2 separate regions of the Homo sapiens genome follow, and region 1 is linked to region 2. Evidence: read pairs that join two places in POLR2A ChIA-PET (ENCODE). Cell type or tissue: GM12878. All regions are shown on one strand. Each heading gives the region's core, and the rest is flanking DNA. Links, peaks and the distances in the headings are about the cores only. Region 1 overlaps MAP3K8 (mitogen-activated protein kinase kinase kinase 8). Region 2 overlaps MTPAP (mitochondrial poly(A) polymerase).

Region 1 (10,130 bases), core at 2,998-7,997, 150 kb before region 2:
TCACTAGAGTTGATGTATGTGAGTTAAAGCCACCTTCTACAATGGCTAGTTATTAGCTTGCCACATAACAATGGGCAAAGAGTATGCAAGCGTGTATTCAAGGATAGTATAAATATATAAAAACAGGGTGCAAAATAGAACCACATAACCCTAAACCAGTGGCACACAATTATTATTTTATTTTTAGCAGGGACAAGGCCTCCCTCTGTTATCCAGGCTGGAGTGTAGTGTGGCATGATCTTGGCTCACTGCAACCTTCGCCTCCCAGGCTTAAGTGATCCTCACATCTCAGCCACCTGAGTAGCTGGGACTACAGGCATGCACCATCACACCTGGCAAATTTTTGTATTTTTTGTAGAGATGGGATTTCATCATGTTGGCCAGGCTGGTCTTGAACTCTTGGGCTCAACCAGTTTTCCCGCTTCAGCATCCCAAAGTGCTGGGATTACAGGCACAACCACAATTGTTTTTTCTACCTCAATGTACCGGGGGATGCAAACCATTCCAGCTGACAATAGCTTCATACAAGAGCAATAGAAAAGGAGTGTATTAATACAATTTGCAAAGCTCCTGGTATTTTTTGCCTTCTTATGATACACATTTCCTTCCAATCTATAACTCAACTCCTATAGCCCATCCTCAGTCCCAGCTGAGAATCACAGGCTTCACAACAACTAAGGCAAAATACTGAATTTATTCAGTTGATTTGACCAACCACATTGGACAAAAGTATTGGGTTTTATTTGCATAATGTAAAAACATACTTTACATAAGACTACTCACATACTTTACAATGTTACAAATATATATATGTATGAAAGATTCATGAAGGCATTTGATATAAAACATACACAGTATGCTATTTTAATATACAAATGCTTAAAAGAAAATTTAGTCATAAGAATTACAAAATCATCAATAATTTACAAAAGTTTTCATTTTTCTTAAAGGTCACATTCTCATCCTTTGGGATGTACAAAAATTATGTGGTTTACACAGTTTTATCCACATTCAAAACATCACGTTTTGAATGTCTTCAGCATAGCATGTACAGTATAAAATGTTTCCATAGGAACACAAAAGAAACTGTCACTAGTGGCCTGCTGTCAGATGGCTTCTAATTCATCAGTTAGCCATTTTTAGGACACTAGTCCAGCTTATTGCTACAATCTTCAAGTTGTTCTAGTCACCCAAATTATAATGAATTCAATGTATACCAGAATTTACCAATAAAGGCTCAAAGAGTTATATAATATACACCAATATACACAAAACAGCTATTCTGAGTAAAATGAATATTCCATACTTAAATAAGAACCAAGAATAGTAATTTTAGGCTACTCTATTATCCTTGTGATTGGTATTTTTAAAATTTTGAGCAAAGTGCACAGTGAATGAAACAGTCAGCAGACACGATCCTTCTGTGAACTCTCAAATTCCTGCCTTAGAATCACGTCACCTGAGAAATGAGAACCTTGAGACCTGGTGCATATCAAATAGCTTCACATGTCAAACACACAGGGCCGCTTGGAGGCACATTCACGGGTCACAGGAGGTCACACTGCTCCTTCGAAAATGGCACCATTCACTGTACAGGGCCCCTGTGTAGAGGCAGCAGAACCAGCCTCCAGGAGATCAATGCTGTCTTAATTTAGAGCAAACATGGCATCCTTCAGCCATATTCAAGCGTTGGTGGTCCCCGAACAAGATTGAAGTAGCCAGCCAGAGCGCCGAGGTCGATGTAGAGAGAGCGTTGCCTCTTGAGCATCTCAGATTCCTCGGTGCTTCCTGTGCACGAAGAATCTGAAAAGGAAAACATTACAAAGTAAGTAACAAGAAAACGTGTCAAATGATAAATACCTGTTCCTTCTGCAGTGAAATAAATCTTTGGGGCCTAATAAAACAGTGTCTTAAGCGTGAAAGATGGGTCTTTGAACACTATGGCTAAGTTCACATAATATGACATAGAACAAAAAGTTCAAACAGGAGTCAATGGAGACAAGAAATTAGTTAGAAATCCTGGCATATTTTTCCAACAGCCAGATTGCTCTCTTTAAATACACAAAAGTTAGACAAGCAGCAAAGAAATATAAACAAGCGCACCAGGCTTGACATCTCGGTTTGGACCTAAATGGATTAAGAATGCCACAGACTTTTAATAAAAATGGAAATCCCTCTTTATGCATATTCAATGCTCCTGGAAAGCATACTGACTTTCCTAAGTGGGAAAAATTTACAACTGGCAAGATTTTAAGCCAAGGAAGATGGAAATGCAAGTTGACTTCAAACTGAGTATTTTATCTGTGCAGGGCAGTGCCATGATGTTCCCCCACCAAGGACTGGGGTGGCTTAATATAAATGAGTTAGGCTGGGCATGGTTGCTCACGCCTGTAATCCCCACACTTTGGGAGGCCAAGGCAGGTGGATTGCCTGAGGTCAGGAGTTCGAGACCAGCCTGGCCAACACGGTGAAACCCCATCTCTACTAAAAATACAAAAATTAGCCAGACGTGGTGGTGGGCACCTGTAATCCCAGCTACTCAGGAGGCTGAGGCATGAGAATCACTTGAAACCGGGAGGCAGAGGTTGCAGTGACCCAAGATCATGCCACTGCACTCCAGCCTCGGCAACAGAGCAAGACTCCATCTCAAAAAAAAAGAAAAAAAAAGTGAGTTAAGAAGAACCAACTGCAAAGCTGTCATGCTCAATCTGTTTTCAAAGACAAAAGTTGTAAAAAAGCAAGTTGCAAAAAAGCAAGTCAGAAGCATTTTCCAGTGACTGTGCTACCTACACTTGCACTGAAAATCTGTTATAATTTGGTGCTAAATTAGCCAATTTAAAAAAAAAAACATGCTTCTGCTAATCTTGCTGAAATTTCTCAAGCAAGGTATGGTACTCAAGAAGTCATTTCCTTTTTTTCCAAGTGCTTTCATGAACTACATCAGAGGTTTGATGTGGACAGAAAGAGAAGGGAAGTAAGTGTGCGGCACACAGCAGGGTGTCCCTACCAGCAATGTTCTCAGGAAGTTCCAGCTCCTTCCTACTCAGCAGCCTCTTGCGCTCCAAGAGGGCAGAGTCCAGACTCTGACAGCGTGGCTGATCCTCTCTGGGCGGGTTCAGGGCCTCATGTTTTAGTAGGTCTGCGGCTCTTGGGCGGTGATTGGGGTTTCTCTCCAGGGAAGCTTCTATCAGCTCTCTCATCCCTGGACTGCAGTCATCTGCAATGTCTTCCAGTGGAGGTGCTTGCTTGTGGATCTATCAACAAACCAGCTCTCTTAGCATCAAAGGTATGGTGATACACCCTCAACAGCAAAAGCATGCTAGTACCAGGACCTAGAAAGTAATCCGTTTTCCACCACATGCCCTGCAACGAATGCAGTTCAGCCCTTAAGCAAGCAAGCTTCCCTTTAATTTCTTTTTTCTTTTCCTTTTGAGACAGGGTCTTTGCTCTGTCATCCAGGCTGGAGTACAGTGGCACCAACACAACTCACCGTAGCCTCGAACTCCTGGGCTCAAGTGATCCTCTCACCTCAGCCTCCCATGCAACTGGGACCACAGGGCATACACCACCACACCTAGCTAATTTTTTTAATTTTTTGTAGCGATGGGGTCTTGCTTTGTTGCCCAGGCTGGTCTTGAATTTCTGGGCTCAAGAGATCCTTTTGTTTTGGCTTTCTAAAGTGCTGAGATTACAGGCGTGAGCCACCGTGCTTGGCCCACTTTAATTTCTAAAGGATACCAGGTTAAACCCATCTTCTGATTTAATGTTACAAAAGATAAGTGATAGGTTTGAATGTCAGTGACAGCTTCAAATCAGTGTCCCAAAAGTCACTGTGCAGTAACAGGGAAGTGTCTGCTCCTGAATTTATCAACAGTAAAATGGGAATTGCATGTTCCACTACAAGCCACACTGGTGTGAACATTAATAATAAAAAATGTTTTAACTGTTCAAAGAACACATACAACTTCCTTTGCTGAAATATTTATGCTACTCTGATGCTACTAAGTAGTGTTGCATTATTACACATACAATGGAATAGCATAAATTATGCCCAATGCACATTTTAGTAAGCTCCCACTAAAATAGCTATGTTTTCTTTGCAAGAATGGAGCTTGCTTCTACATGGGAAGAACTTGTAGCTACCTGTCATTTCACCATTGCCTCATTCAGATGGGGGTGGTATAGAAGGCAGAGCAGTCCCTCCCAAGCCTGCGGGATGCATAACTCAACGCCCCCCCCCGCCGCCCCCAGCCCTGGTTGAACCCCACTTACTATGTACAGGTAGGAGGGATAGGCTGAGCGAGGGTAGCGCTTCACCCAGGGTGGGGTGCCCGTCTGCATGTGGATGAGCGTGGCCCCCAGGCTGTAGATGTCTGCTTTGGTTGAATGGCCCCTGCACAGGATGACCTCTGGGCTCATGTAAATCTGAAAAAGAAGTGGGAAACATTCAGCTTCATTCCCCTCCTTTGTGTGGGTTTCCATTTCCCTAATCCAGTTCTGGAAATTGGCTCATTTGCCTTAAACTAGGAGAATAATGCAGGCATTCCCCAGGAACCATGCAGCAATTGCTGGAGGTGTCCCTGCAGTCTGATGAAGAACACCTGGCCGGGCGCGGTGGCTCACACCTATAATCCCAGCTGAGGTGGGCGGATCAGGAGTTCAAAACCAGCCTGGTCTCTACTAAAAATACAAAAATCAGCTGGGCATGGTGATGGGCACCTGTAATCCCATCTACTTGGGAGGCTGAGGCAAGGAGAATCGCTTGAGCTCGGAAGGCGGAGGCTGCTGTGAGCCGAGATCGCACCACTGCACTCCAGCCTGGGAGACAGAGCGAGACTCAGTCTCAAAAAACAAAACAAAACAAAACAAAACACCACCTTTTTCTGGTTGATCTGGTGGCAAAGAGCCTAGAACCAGGAATCTATCAGGGACTCCCACTCATCAAAGTTCTGCAGTACACTGATCAGGTGTAGCTAAGTTTTCAACTAAAACGCCAATTCCTTTTATATTTAAATGAACTACAAACAGACTTCTTTATCTGTTTGTCATTACACTGCTAACCTTCTAAATATCTGCAATGATAAAAGGTGATAGAAGTCTATAGGGTATTAACACAAATTTCTTGAAAGGGAAAAACTTAAAAAATAAAGTGTAATATTGTAGAAGTGATTCTAAAGAGTCATTTTTACAAACTATCTGTTATTTTTACCTACTATGTAGCCCAGTGACTAAATATTAAATGCAGCCATATTAACATTGTATAAGTTATATTTGGTCTCATGAGTCCATGCTGAATAAACAGGGCTGGTTTTATAAATAGTTTCTCTAACGAGCATTTATTTCTAAACTTAAGAAAGAAACAAAGAGAGGTGGGGCATGGTGGCTCATGTCTATAATCTCAGCACTTTGGCTTTTTTTTTTTTTCGAGATGGGGTCTCCCTCTGTCACCCAGGCTGGAATGCAATGGTGCGATCTCGGTTCACTGCAACCTCTGCCTCCCGGGTTCAAGCTATTCTCCTGCTTCGGCCTCCCAACTAGCTGGGATTACAGGCATGTGCTACCACGCCTGGCTAATTTTTGTATTTTTAGTAGAGATGGGGTTTCACCATGTTGGCCAGGCTGGTCTCGAACTCCTGACCTCGTGATCCACCTGCCTCGGCCTCCCAAAGTGTGGGGATTACAGGCGTGAGCCACTGAATCTCAGCACTTTGGAAGGCCGAGGCAGGAAGATTGCTTGAGCCCAGGAGTTTGAGACTAGTCTGGACAAGATGGAGACCCCCCATCTTTACAAATTAATTAGTTACCTAATTTAATTAAACATTTTTTTAAAAAGGAACAGAGCAAACACTGGTGACCAGTGATTTGTATTCATGGCTGGTGCAGACATATAGTAGTTAATATCCTGATTATCAGTATTTCGCTTGAAACAGCTTGTACACTGTCTGCCATGTGAATAAGAGAATGGAGGTCAGTGTTTCCGGAACACATTTCAGGGTAAGTAATTAGAGAACTAGCTTACAAAAACCAGAGAAACTGCCCAGTCTCCCCACCCTAACCCTGCTCAACTCCTTCCTGCAAGCCACTTCCGGGCCAGCTTCCTTTTGCTCTCAGCAAACAGGTGAAACTGAGCTCCCGTTCTCAAGCTTTCCCTGCAGCAGAGCCAGAGGACTTTCCAGAAGGACTTTGCTACTAAATATATCACAAACTTAAAAAATTAATGCACAACATTGTACCTATAGTCAACAATAGTGTATTGTATACTTAAAAATGTGTTGAGAGGGTAGAGTTCATGCTAAGTGTTCTTACCACAATCAAATAAAAAAGAAAAAGAAATGCAATGGGTATTATTAACTGTCCATAGAGGATGCCTATCTTCTCTCCTGTACCCCCTCCTCCCTGCCAATAAAGCAAGGATTGGGCGGAGTGCCCACTGCTGGTGTAGCCCACAGGGGTTGTGCAGAGGTGGCTCTGCAGGTTCTATGTGACTGCACGCCTAGGCAGCCTGGGGGGATGGAACATCTGTAAGCCTGGTGGCCTGGGTGCTGCCACTCAGGTAGAAACCCCAGAGCTTCCTGGCTCGGAGCTCTTGTTCCTCAAGCTCTACCAACTACCAGTTAGATCAGGGAGCAGCAGGGCATAATGTTCGAGCACTCTGGCTGATTAGAAGGCATGAAACAGCCCTGGTGGGACCAACACAGGGCTCTCTGAGAGTTCTGCACCCTCGGGGCAGGGCACTGGAGCAAGAGAAAACCTTGATGTCAGCGATCGAACCCTTCACCTTTCAATATGTTTATTAGAAAGGGAAAGAGACCGTGTGTGTGCGTATATGTGCATGTGATGACTATATGTTAACTTACAAAGGTAAAACCAAGCAGACTTAGAAGGATTTTTCAAAAAGGACCAAGTTCTAAAAGTAATTCTGATTTGTTATTCGCATTCACTATGTATTCTCTCTCTGTACCTTGCAACTCAAAAACAGTCTATTCTGTATATGCTGGATTAACCCTGGATGTGTATTACATGGTTACAATAGAATGCTCTGAATACCAATGCTTAGAGAGAGCAATCAAACAGGGGTAACCAGGGTTTGCATTTGGGAGCTATACTGCAGAAATCAGAAATTGTCTATGACTGTGCAGTAGCCACATGATCAAATTCTAACATCAGCCAGTCTGCACAGTTGACTAATTAGATCTCCTGGCTCTTTAAGTAGGAAGGGTAAAAGCAAGCTTGTTGAAAGGTTTCACTGGTCACTTCACAACTTTGTTCATTATCAAACTTCAACTCGTGTGTACTAGGCAGATATTAAATGCAGGCTGATTAGAAGAGAGTTTATATTTATAAACACCAAGGCACAGTTTTGCACTTCACAAAAAGCAATTTGCATTTGCCAAAAAAAACCTGATCCAAATACTACTCAGGAGTAAAATATGTTATTATCTCATATCCATGCATTCCGCTAGACAGCCCCAGAAAGAACACTTCTTTCTCCAATGTTGCAAAATGTTCAACTTCACCACATTGCCAGGAAGAGAAAAGTATTTTCCATCTTTAATACCATAAATAGTTTGTTTTTCAAACTGGTTCCAGGAAAAAGGGTGGTGGAATATTACATATCTGAACTCCTGACTAATGCCAAATATGCTGAAACATTTTCCAAAGAAAACATGTCGTAAGCATTAAGTCTTATTAGACCTCACACTTTGGTAAAGTATTCTTAAGATCTGGGGACTAAGCATTCTTAAAAAAAAAAAAAAAGTACAGCTTCCCTTCTGAATATTGTTCTGCTCAAAGACAACCGTCAAGAATCCTCGCTCGAGCATTTTCAATAATAACTTCAGTAATATTCACAAAAGCAAGGATTTCTTCTGCTGCCCGGGAGAGTGCTGGCTTTGAGAGAGTTGAGAAAGGACTTACAGAATCTTGGCGTTTTTTTTTTTTTTAGGACAAGGTCTTGTTCTATTTTCCAGGCTATGGGTGCAGTGGCATAATCACAGCTCACTGCAGCCTCATCCTGGGCTCAAGCAATCCTCCCACCTCAGTCTCTTGAGTAGCTGGGACTACAGACATGCACCACCATGCCATTTTTACAAAAAGTAAAGTTTTTGTTTGTTTGTTTGTTTACTTTTTGTAGCGATGGGGTCTCACTATGTTGCCCAGGCTGGAAGAATCTGGTTTGAAAGGAAGACAATTTTTTTGTGGCTGCAATCCAGTTCAGTGCAACACGTATACTAGCTAGACTAGACTAAGGGTTGTCATCTGATTGAACACCAAGACTGACCTGGTAATCCTGACATAGAGGTGCAGCCAAAGACCCTCTCTCTATTTCCTATGGGCACTTCCAGCAAAGAGAAGGGCATGGGGCTGAGTGGCTCAGGCAGTGCAGCTTCCCCCGGTAGTGGTGAGGGGCCAAGGAGGCAGCTTTTACACCCATTTACCTTCCTGCTTGCATCCAACCTTGTGCCCATCACAATCAACTGTGAACTAAACTGTTGTGCATGCTTTCTTTCTTTCTTTCCTTCTTTTTCTTTCCTTCCTTCCTTTTTCTTTCTCCTTCCTTCCTTCCTTCCTTCCTTCCTTCCTTCCTTCCTTCTCTCTCTCCCTCCCTCCCTTCCTTCTTTTTTTCTTTTTTTTTTTCAAAAGAGATGAGGTCTGACTCTATTGCTCAGGCTGGTCTCGAACCCCCAGGCTCAAGCAAACCACCCCCACCTCCTTGGCCTTTCGAACGGTTGGGATTACAGGTGTGAGAACACCACGCCCATCCCTAAACGGTTGCTCTTTTAATAATTCAGGTAATTTAAAGTAAGTCCTCCCACCAAAGAGTGAGGATCGCTGGAGTACCACTAAGGCTTGCTCCTCACTGCCTTGTGTCATGCTTCCTCGTTGGTGCTCACAAGAACCTGCCACATAGCAGATGCCCAGTGGACACTGGCTAATTGAATCACCCAGTCAGCCTAATGATGTGAATGTTAAATACATTACTTGGAAGCCCGCGAACGCATTTTTCAGAATCTCATTTAGAGTCAGGAAAGAAAGGCTTTTCTGGGTCGTTTTTTGCTTCACAGATGAGTTAAACATGAGTGCTGTTTTACATCTTTAAATAAGATACATTTATGCTCACTACTTGAGGTTTATTATAGAATTCCTAGGCTCAAAGAGAGGCCTTTAGAGTCCTCATAAATATTAATGACCATAGTTAAGACTGTCATTGAGCCAAAACTCAGTGATATTAGTTATATCACTAATATATTTTAATAATGTATGTAATATTATAATTTTTTAAAGTTATGTAGCAGTTAGACCTTAGGGTTAGACTTAGAAAGAACTGGGTTCAAGTCCAGGGTCTGTCACTGAGTGACTCTGGACACTTTATTTTAATCTCTGCAAACTTATTTCCTTGATTGTAAAATAAGAATAACAATAGCAACAACTGGGTTGTTGTAAGGATTAAATAACATACTGCTTTTTAAGTGCTAAACTTATTATAAAGTTAACTCTAATTCTATAATTATTATTAAAGCTGAACTGTGGGCCAGACACGGGGGCTCAAACCTGTAGTCCCAGCACTTTGGGAGGCTGAGGTGGGAGGATCACTTGAGGCCAACAGTTCATGACCAGCCTGGCCAACATAGTGAAACCTGCATCTCTACTGAAAAAAAAAAAAAATTAGCTGGATGTGGTGGCACATGCCTGTAATCTCAACTACTCAGGAGACTAAGAAGCGCTTGAACCCAGGAGGTGGAGATTACAGTGAGCTGAGATCATGCGCCACTGTCCTACAGCCTGGGCGATGGAGCAAGACTCTGTCTCAAAAACAAAAACAAAAACACACAAAATAAAGCCGAACTGTGGATATGATCTATTTTGGGGGGCTTTTTTTTTTTTTGAAGCAACATCTCGTTCTGTCATCCAGGCTGGAATGCCCATGGCTCACTGCAGCCTTGAACTCCTGGGCTCAAGCAATCCTCCTACCTCAGCCTCCCAACTAGCTGAGACTACAGGCGTGTACCACCACACTGAGCTAATTTTTTTTTTTTTTGAGATGGAGTTTCACTCTTGTTGCCCAGGCTGGAGTGCAATGGCACGATCTCGGCTCACCTCAACCTCTGCCTCCTGAGTTCAGATGATTC
Region 2 (10,130 bases), core at 2,616-7,615:
CCACTAGTATAATTCCTGGAGCTATTATCCATCTTTAGAAAATTTGAGAATTAGCCAGAGACTTTCTAGGAAATAACGATTAGCCTGAAACGTTATAGGAAAACTGTGTGTAATTATCTCATTCACCTTCAGTTACCATAAAGGAGAAGGGAAAATAAAGTTGAGTTGAAATAAGACTTTTTTCTGCTGTCATTTCCTATTGGCGTCTTTCTTTTGCTGTAGTCAGGTGTAGAGCTCTACTCAGGTGGCTTACGCTGTAGTCAGGTGAGAGCAGAATTAGATTGTTCCACCTCATTCCATGCTCCTAGGATTTCCTTGGCCTTCCAAGTACAGCCATATTCATCCCTTTAGAGCCTCCTGGTGCCGTGGTAGGGAAATGCTACATTTGCCTGTGTAAATAAGCAAACACTGAATATGTGCAGCAAAGCCAGAAGGAGCTTCCAAGCAGATGCATCTTGTTGAAGTAGCAACTCCACTTTGCAGAGTTTGACATTCAGTTGGTGAGTAGCTGTCATATGTTTGGAGAACTAGGGGTCCAGATTGGCTAGGATGTAGTTTTTAATGTGATACGCAGAAGTTAAGGTTGAGCAAGATGGGGAAGAACTGCCAATTTCAAGTTAAGGAGGTTGAGTATATCTTCATTGGTAAATCATTGATGATTTGTTGTTGTTGTTTTTGAGGCAGAGTCTAGCTCTGTTGCCCAGGCTGGAGTGCAGTGGTGCGATCTCAGCTCACTGCAACCTCTACCTCCTGGGTTCAAGCAATTCTCAGGCCTCAGCCTCCTGAATAGCTGGGATTACAGGCACACACCACCTCACCCAGCTAATTTTTGTATTTTTAGTGGAGATGGGGTTTTGCCATGCAGGCCAGGCTGGTCTCAAACTCCTGACCTCAGGTGATCTGCCTGCCTCAGCCCCTCAAAATGCTGGGATTACAGGCGTGAGCCACCACGCCCGGCCCATTGATGGTTTTCATGCAAAGGGATAATAAAAAAGCAGCTTTTAGATGATTAATCTGTTGATACCTAGTAGTTTTAGATCATGGCTTTTTTGTTGTTGTTGTTGTTGAGACACCGTCTCAGTTTGTTGCCCAGGCTGCGCTGGACTGCAGTGGCACAATCTCAGCCTCACTGCAACCTCCACCTCCCAGGCTCAAGCGATCCTCCCACCTCAGCCTCCTGGGTAGCTGGGACTACAAGTGTGCCCCACTACTCTCAGCTAATTTTTGTATTTTGTTGTAGAGACAGGGACAGGGTTTCACCATGTTGCTCAGGCTGGTCTTGAACTCCTGGACTCAAGTAATCTGCCCACCTCAGCTTCCCAGAGTGCTGGGATGACAGGTGTGAGCCACCATGCCCAGCCATGATTCCTTTCTTTTAAAAATAACAAATTTGGCCGGGCACGGTGGCTTATGCCTGTAATCCCAGCACTTTGGGAGGCCGAGGCGGGCAGATCATGAGGTCAGAGGTTCAAGACCAGCCGGGTCAACATGGTGAAACCCTGTCTCTACTAAAAATACAAAAATTAGCCAGGCATGGTGGCGAGTGCCTATAGTCCCAGCTACTCAGGAGGCTGAGGCAGGAGAATTGCTTGAACCCGGGAGATGGAGGTTGCAGTGAGCCGAGATCATGCCACTGTACTCCAGCCTGGGCAACAGAGCAAGACTCCATCTCAGCCAAAAATAATAATAACAACAAATTTGAGTACTTGAGTATAGGTTTTATCATTAAGTTAGATAAAATTTGGCTGTTAAATTTTCCACAAAAGGCCAGAAGGTGACTGTCTCTCATATGCCTCAGAAGAGTCTTTCTCCTTAGTGTTTAATAAGAAAGTAAAGCTTAAGTAGTTTAAAGCTATCAGCAGGAAGTAACAGCTCATGGCTTACATATGATTGTATGTAAAGCCTTATTAATGAAAAATTCTTTACATATATACTTGGAAAAGAATGAAAACACGACCAGAAGTCCCTTTTCATCTTGGCAAATTTATTTTAAATACTTGAAAGACTTATTTGGGTTTCCACAATGAATTCAATTACTTGTGGATACGGATTCCAAAGAATATAAACATTACAGTGTTCCTCTGGAATTCCCATGTAGCAACTATCAGAAAGTACTGTAGATAGAATCTTTAATCTATAGTATTTGTGATACAGGATATATCAAATCACCACAAATTATTAAAAAATGTACTTTATCTTTTAAATGTGATTGCTCGTGTTTTATGTTATCTGTGTGTGTATCCACCCCCTTTCGGTACTCAGTGGAGTCAAAGCTAGATTAAAAGCATTATTCATTTTTCTAAGATGAATATGTTGCAAAAATTTTCCCCCATAGCAGAGTTTCTAAGCTTCTAGAATGTGGTGCTAAGGCATATTTTAAAGAGAGTATTAAAAAGGTCTAACTTGGCCGGGCGCGGTGGCTCACGCCTGTCATCCTAGCACTTTGGGAGGCCGAAGCGGGTGGATCAGTTGAGGTCAGGAGTTCCAGACAAGCCTGGCCAACATGGCAAAACCCCGTTTCTACAAATACAAAAATTAGCTGGGCATGGTGGCAGGCACCTGTAATCCCAGCTACTCGGGAGGCTGAGGCAGGAGAATCGCTTGAACCTGGGAGGCGGAGGTTGCAGTGAGCTGAGATTGTGCCACTGCACTCCAGCCTGGGTGACATCAGGACTCTACCTCAAAAAAAAAAAAAAAAAAAAGAAAAGAAAAAAGAAAAAATCTAACTTGAAACTCTAGATACTATACTATGATGAATACATGGTATGGGGAAAATACCTAATTTGGAACAGGCCAAGTCTAAATTAATGAAAAGTAGGCCAGGCCCAGTGGCTCACTCCTGTAATCCCAGTACTTTGGGAGGCCAAGGCAGGCGGATCACTTGAGGTCAGGAGTTCAAGACCAGCCTGGCCAACATGGTGAAACTCTGTCTCTTCTAAAAATACAAAAATTAGCTGGGCGTGGTGGCACATGCCCAATCCCAGCTACTCGAGAGGCTGAGGCAGGAGAATCATTTGAACCTGAGGGTTGGAGGTTGCAGTAAGATGAGATCACTCCACTGCACTCCAGCTTGGATGACAGAGTGAGACTCTGTCTCAAAAATAAATAAATTTAATTAATTATTAGTGAAAAATAAAATTATAGGTTGTTACTTTTGCCTGGGTTTATTTTGAAGTGTGGCACATTGAAAAGTTACTGTAATGGATGCTGTCAAATAAAATGGAGCAAACTAATGAAAAGATTCCACATTAAGCCTGCATCATGCTCCGTGTCACTAAAATTCTTTAACATGTTAAACTTGTTGGGTACAACGGAAGTCTTACGTTTCTGAAGCTTTTCCTCTTATAAAATTAAAGCATATTGACATTTCTCTCTAGTTCTACCCTGTCTTGAAAACTGGAGTAAAAGGGGTGGGTTATGAAACTGGCTGATTAGCAAGGAAAGCAAGCTCACTAATAATTGTATGAAACTTTACTATGGAGAATTTTGAACACAGGCAAAAGTAAATTGAAAAGCGTAATGAACTTGGCACACATCCGTCACCTCTTTCAACAATTAATTCATGGCCAATTGCTTTTAATTTATAACCCCATTAACTTACCACTTCTGTATTATTTTAAGCAAATTCCATTCTGCCATTTCATCTGTAAGTATGTAATATTTCTAAAAGATAACTTTTGTTCTAATATAATCACAAAATCATTGTCAGACCAAAATGGAACAAACAAAAACAGTAATTCTCTAATAATATCATCGTATTTGATTACTGTTCAAGCTCCCCATTGTCTTGTGGATATCACGATGGCTTTTTCCTAGTGCAATTGTTTGAATCAGTATCCAATTAGAGTCCACATATTGTGATTGGATGGTCTGTTTCTTAACTCTCTTAGATTCCAGGTTTATACTTCATCTCTTTTTTCGCTTGCAATTTATTGAAGATAGGGGATTGTCTTAGGGAGTTCCTACAACATAGATTATGCTGATGATGTCAGCACATATGATTGTTCAACATTGTTCACATAAGCTGTTCAACATTACTTAATGACTTGAAAATATTTTTTATTAGTTGTAGAAAACTCAACAATTTTCAAATATTGCTTTGGCTACATTCACCTTCATTCCTCTGGGATTCCACTTAACATTTATTAGGTCTTTTTGCTTAATTCCCTATGTCTCTTCTATACTTTCCTGTATTTTCTACTCTTGTGTCTCCCTTCACTCCAAGAATTTACTTCTTTTTTGTTTGTTTGTTTGTTTGTTTTTGAGACAGGGTCTTGCTCTGTCGCCCAGGCTGGAGTGCAGTGGCATGATCTTAGCTCACTGCAACCTCCGCCTCCGGGGTTCAAGCAATTCTCCTGCCTCAGCCTCCTGAGTAGCTGGGATTACAGGCACCCACCACCACACCCAGCTAATTTTTGTATTTTTAGTGGAGATGGGGTTTCACCATGTTGGTCAGGCTGGTCTTGAACTCTTGACCTCAGGTGATCCACCCGCCTCGGCCTCCCCAAGTGCTGGGATTACAGGCATGAGCCACTGTGTTTGGCCAGAATTCTGACCTATATAGCAGTTTATCAACTTTTTTCATCTGTGTCTAATTTTAAAAATCCATTTATTGAATTCTCAATTTCAGTATATTTTTTTCAGGTTGACACAGTTATTTTAAAGCCTGTGTCTGAGAAGTTGATCATGTGGTTCCCCTGTGGGTCTGTTTCTGTTTTTCATGATGTTGACTTCTCTCCTGGTATACCTGGTGGTGGCAGTGGTGGCTTTGTGTGTTGATACTGGATGGGAGAAATAGTAGGAATTACTTCGAGGGAGGATGATGTTTTCTCTTCCTTCAGAAAGGATTTACTTTTGTTTCTGGGGGATGGGTAGGGGTATTTATGATCCTGGATCACTTTAATCCAGAAAGGGTTTGAGATTTTGAAGTTGGATTCAATTCCAGATTCTAGTTCATCATTAACTTGCACTGTGGTGGGGAAGATCTCAGTCCAAAACCTGGAGTGCTGACCAGGGTCCCTTTTCCTTGGTGGGCCCTGAAGTCCTTTTTGTCTCCTATCCCTGCAAGTTTTTTGAAACCTCTGCTCCCCTCTGATCTACTTCATCAGCAGATGTCCCTAGCGGGTAGCAACCCCAAATGCTAGGCTCACTTGCTTAAGTCTACTTCTTCACAATTTTGTAATTTTTCACTCCTTTGTTAGCAGTCGGATGCTTTCAAGCAGCTGTTTTTGTTTTTCCAAGCTTCTTTCTCTCTCTTTCCTTCCTTCCTTCCTTCCTCCTTCCTTACCTTTTCCTTTCCTTTTCCCCACCCCCGTCTCTCTCTCTCTCTCCCCAAGCAGCTGTTTTTGTTTTTCCAAGCTTCTTTCTCTCTTTCTCTTTCTTTATTTCTCTGTCTCCCTCCGTCTTGTCTTTTCCTTTTCTTTTCTGTTGAGATGGAGACTCACTCTGTCTGCACATACCACCACACCCAGCTAATTTTTTATATTTTTAGTGGAGACAGGGTTTCGCCATGTTGGCCGGGTTAGTCTCGAACTCCTGACCTTAGGTGATCCACCCACCTCGGCCTCCCAAAGTGCTGGGATTGTAGGCATGAGCCACTGCGCCCAGCCTGTTTTGCCAAGCTTTTCTGGTTGTTTTCCTTCAGTGAGAGAGTTGATGGATATTACCTAGTCTGCCATTACTGGACATCATTCTTTTTTACTCCAGCTTCTGATCCTTATATATATTTTATCTTATAGGAATGTGTACTATTTAGTTTGCTTCCTTGTAAGAAGCTTTCAAATGTCTCATTTGCTGGTGCCTGTTCAATTAAGCTTTGGATAACAGTACAAAATTTGGCCAACATGAATGCCTAGTTCACCGCTAATGAAAGCTGGGCACTGCAAATGTTCTGCTATGCTCCAGAAATCAGAAGTTGCCAGCTTTTATATCTAGACTGTGATTTCCTCATAGAGGATTTTGTACATGCCAATTCAAAGTTTAAATTTGTGCCATGTGTGAATAAGTGCACAAAATGCTCAAATAAGAATGAGAAAAATATCTCCTTTTCCCATCCACATTGAGATACCTGAAACAACTATGAAATACAGTTTTTCTTCCAGTTTTCCGAAATACTTATCTGGGTTGAGACCAAGAATGGAGCATTTTAGGCCAAAATGCTTTTTTAAAATTTTATGATTTATGAGTTTAGAAAAAATCTCTTTTGGACTTTAAGCATATGTTATTTTTAGGATATCTTATTCATGAATAAAACAAATTTTTTACATAGGTGAAATAATTTAGGTGTTTGTATATTATGAGTCAGTTATTTCTATAATATATGACTAGTTTATATTTGTAGTTTTTCAGTTACATTCAGTAGCCCACATTTGTTTAGTAACAGAATTAACAAAAATTGCTGTTATTATTTTGAGTTAATTTTCAACTCGTATTTTTAATTTGCTAAATACATTCTAGCACTATTATATTGTCAGAGACCTTAATTCAAGTCTTTAAATATTTAATAAAATTATGTGAAAAATTGAAATTATTTGATGTTTTAATTTTGATTGCTCTGGACAAAGACAGTATTTCCATCTTGATGCTTCAGGATAAAAATTGCGTTAAACAATACTTGAATTTAAATGTGGTTTAAAATATTTCTTAATTCTAAAGCTCTCTGTAGTTCCTATTTTCTAAGCAATATTAGCTATATTGGATCTTCTAGATGAAGAAAGATTTGACTATGATTAAATATGTGCAGTGCCATCCTGGAATAGATTTTATTCATAGATTAATAAAATATGTGCAGCATGATTTAGGAGAAAATATTTTAGGACATTAAATTTAGTTACATAAGCTACAGTCTTTTAAATTCTGTGCAACTAAAATCTGTTTTGCTTTAAAAAGAAAAAATGTTCAAATTTCACTGGGAAATGTAGAGTATTTGTTTTCCAAGACGATCAAAATCATACCCAATCATACTTTTAGGAAATTTTCAAAATACTAGATATAGCCTTTCAACTTAATGACGATTGTTATTGTCTAATTTTCTTACCTGCACTTACCAGTATTCAGAACACTCTGATTTGGTTACATGTTTCTTATAGTACCTCCTTGGTTCAAATGTAATTCTTTTCTGATATTGAATAAACTGTAATGTCAAGGACCTAGCACAGTGCCTGGTATATATTTGGTAATCAATACACATTACTTTCTTTCCCTTATCATGTTCTTAGCTACTGATTTCTAAAGGTATTGAGAAATGGTAGCAAGAAAAATTTAGGAACTCAACTTCCATTCTAAATCTTTAAACTACTTTTTCTAAAAGAAAGATTCAAACTAATGCATGATGTTTTAGGCATAATTCTGTACTGACCTCCGAGACTTCTGTCCTCTGGAGCACACACCCTGGAAAATCTCCTCCCCATGAGTGTGATTGCAATCTGAATTTGATGGAATAGTCATTGCCTTGATTGGGTTGCATTAGATTGCAAAGGTGATGGTATAATTATTCCTGTGATTATGTTATATAATATGACTCCTTCTTAGTAGGCTGGAGAGAGAAATTCCTGCTGGCTTTGAAGAAGTAAACTGCCATGTTTAAGAGGGCCATATGGCTAGGACCTGAGGGTGGCTTCTAAAAGTTGAGAGCAATTTCTGCTGACAGCCAACAAGAAGTCAAGGGTATCAGTCCCAGCCAAAAGGAGACTGTGAGAGCTTTATTCATAACAAGTTTGCCACCAAAATATATGTATTGTGAAAACCACCACTAAATTAACCCATTTATGCCTAATGTTCCATTATTGGAACGCTAAGCTTGTGGGAGTCATTTATATCCTGCTCAAGGTCATTGCCAAGGTCTGATTCCACCCCCCCCACCACCCAAAATTTGCAACCTTTGGCATAAATGGGTTAAGGCCAAAATGGGAAAAACAAAGAATCATATCAACATTGCCGTCATTGGACATGTAGATTCAGGCAAGCCCACCATCTGATTGACAAAAGAACCATCAAAAAATTTGAGGGGGAGGCTGCCAAGATGGAAAAGGCCTCCTTCAAGTATGTCTGAGTCTTGTAAAAACTGAAAGCTGAATGTAAGCATGGTTTCACCATTGCTAACTCCTGTGGAAACTGGAGACCAGCAAGTATTATGTAACCATCACTGATGCTCCAAAACAGACTTTTAAAAAAGCATGATTATGAGCACATCAGAGAAACATTCTCTAGAGCTTCCATAGGAATACAGCTCTTCCAACACCCTGATTTTAGGATTTCTGGCCTCCAGAACTGTAAGATAATGAATTTGTGGTATTTTAAGCCACCAAGTCTGAGAATTTGTGCAGCAGTAAAGAAATTATGCACTCAATATCAGAAGAGCCTCTTAACATGGAAGAAACCAAAACAAAGTAACTCGAAGGACAGAAACTCTACAGGAACAAGAGCCTCTCAAAGATAAAAACTTTTCCTGTACTTGGAGGGAGAATATACTTGGAGAAACAAGTGAATGTATGCATTCATTAAAGAACAGAATCATACATATACATAGTAAACACTCAGAACAAAACATTCTTGAAAAATGAAATATAATAATGCAATTTTAAAACACAATATAAAGGCTGATGGATAAAGTTAAGGAAATTTCCCCCCAAAAAAGATTAAAGAAAGATAGTAGGAGAGAGAAAACAAGAAGAAAAAGTAAGCAAATTAAAGGAGCAAAGCAGTAGGTCCAAAATCTGAATAATAGAGAAAATCATCAACAAAAAAATTTGCCAGAATTGAAAGATACGCACTGTCAAGTTGACAGCATTCACTGAGTAACCAGCACAATGTGTAAAAATAAACTCACACTAAAGCACATTACCATGAACTTTGATGGGTGCAATTAGAAGATTCTATAGGTCTCCAGGGAGATGGGGGATGGGGAGAGAAGGAAAGATTATGTACAAAGGAACCAAAGGGCGTATGAAAAGGAATATATCAGGAATCAAAATAGGTTTGATCTTTTTAACATCATCATGGAGTAGCAAGATAATGGTCAATGCCTTCAGAGTTCTGGTGGAGAAAGAATTCTAACCTGGAATTCTATACCTAGCCAAACTGTCATAAATTGATGCTGGAAAAAATATTTTTACAGAAGTACCCTTACTATTTCACTGAGGGGTGTCTTCCATCAAAATGAAAGAGCAAATCAAGAAAGAGGAAGATGGAATTCAGAAAAAAAAAGGAGGAAATTGAAGGTAATATCATATGATAGGAGATCTCTGAAATGCCCAAGGAACAGTCCTTGAAGCTCTTTTCTTTTTTTTTTCTTATTGATTTATTTTTACAATCCCCATGGATACCATGGATGAAGCTCTTTTCTATCAACAACAACTCGCCATGAAATTATTGCCTTTTTTCAAATTGAGTGTAATTGGCATATCAGAAACCGTGCATATCTAAAATATACAATTACATAAGTTCTGACATATACACCAATCACCAAAATCAAGATACTAAATATGTTTGTCACCTCCAAAGTTTTCGTGATGCATCTTTGTATCCCTCCCTCTTCTTCCTTTCTGCCTCTGCTCCATTCCCAACCCAGGCCCTAGGCAAGCACTTAACTGCTTTCTATAACCATAGATATTTGTATATTCTAAAAAATATTATAAGGGGAAGATACAGTATGTATTCTATCTGACTTCTTTTAATCTGCTTGAGTTTCATCCATGTTTTTGCATATATTGATTGTTCAATTTTTTTTTTTTTTTGAGACAGGGTCTCGCTTTGTTGCTTAGGCTGGAGTGCAGTGGCACAATAATGGCATAGTTCAATCTTTTATTGCCAAATAGTGTTCCATTTTATTAATCATTTGGGTTGTTTCCAGTTTAGGGGCTGTTATAAGTAAAGCTGCTGTGACCGATCATATACAAGTCTTTATATGAACATATGCTTCCTTTTTCTTGGGCAAATGCCTAGGAGTGGAAGTAATGCATCACATAGTATATATATATTTGGCTTTTCAAAAAGTTGTCAAATTGTTCTCCAAAGTGGGTTTAAATTTCACTTTCTCATGATATATATATTAATAGTTCTACTTCCTCCTCACCTTCACCAACATTTAATATCATCAGGCTTTTAAATTTTAGCCATTTAATGATGTTATA

The links. Peaks named below come from ENCODE experiments on the same cell type or tissue, not always from the same donor. Only the 100,000 strongest peaks of a DNase experiment are listed, where the experiment ranks them.
Region 1: POLR2A ChIA-PET joins it to region 2 with 6 read pairs; 2 of 35 experiments call an interaction of 5 or more read pairs at or near these places.

Annotation. Positions count from the first base shown.
Region 1 is chr10:30,452,379-30,462,508 of GRCh38, reverse strand. It overlaps MAP3K8 (mitogen-activated protein kinase kinase kinase 8), which reads right to left. Exons shown (of 9, transcript NM_005204.4): 7 at 4,273-4,425; 8 at 3,008-3,254; 9 at 676-1,803. The coding sequence ends at 1,673. Among named protein-coding and RNA genes, the nearest start is that of MAP3K8, 23 kb to the right of the region's middle. In GM12878, for the core only: no CTCF peak of the experiment used is centred there; a DNase peak (open chromatin) is centred at 6,038; H3K27ac peaks cover 1,603 bases.
Region 2 is chr10:30,299,847-30,309,976 of GRCh38, reverse strand. It overlaps MTPAP (mitochondrial poly(A) polymerase), which reads left to right. Exons shown (of 9, transcript NM_018109.4): 9 at 1-176. It also overlaps the pseudogene EEF1A1P39. Among named protein-coding and RNA genes, the nearest start is that of MTPAP, 44 kb to the left of the region's middle. In GM12878, for the core only: no CTCF peak of the experiment used is centred there; no DNase peak of the experiment used is centred there.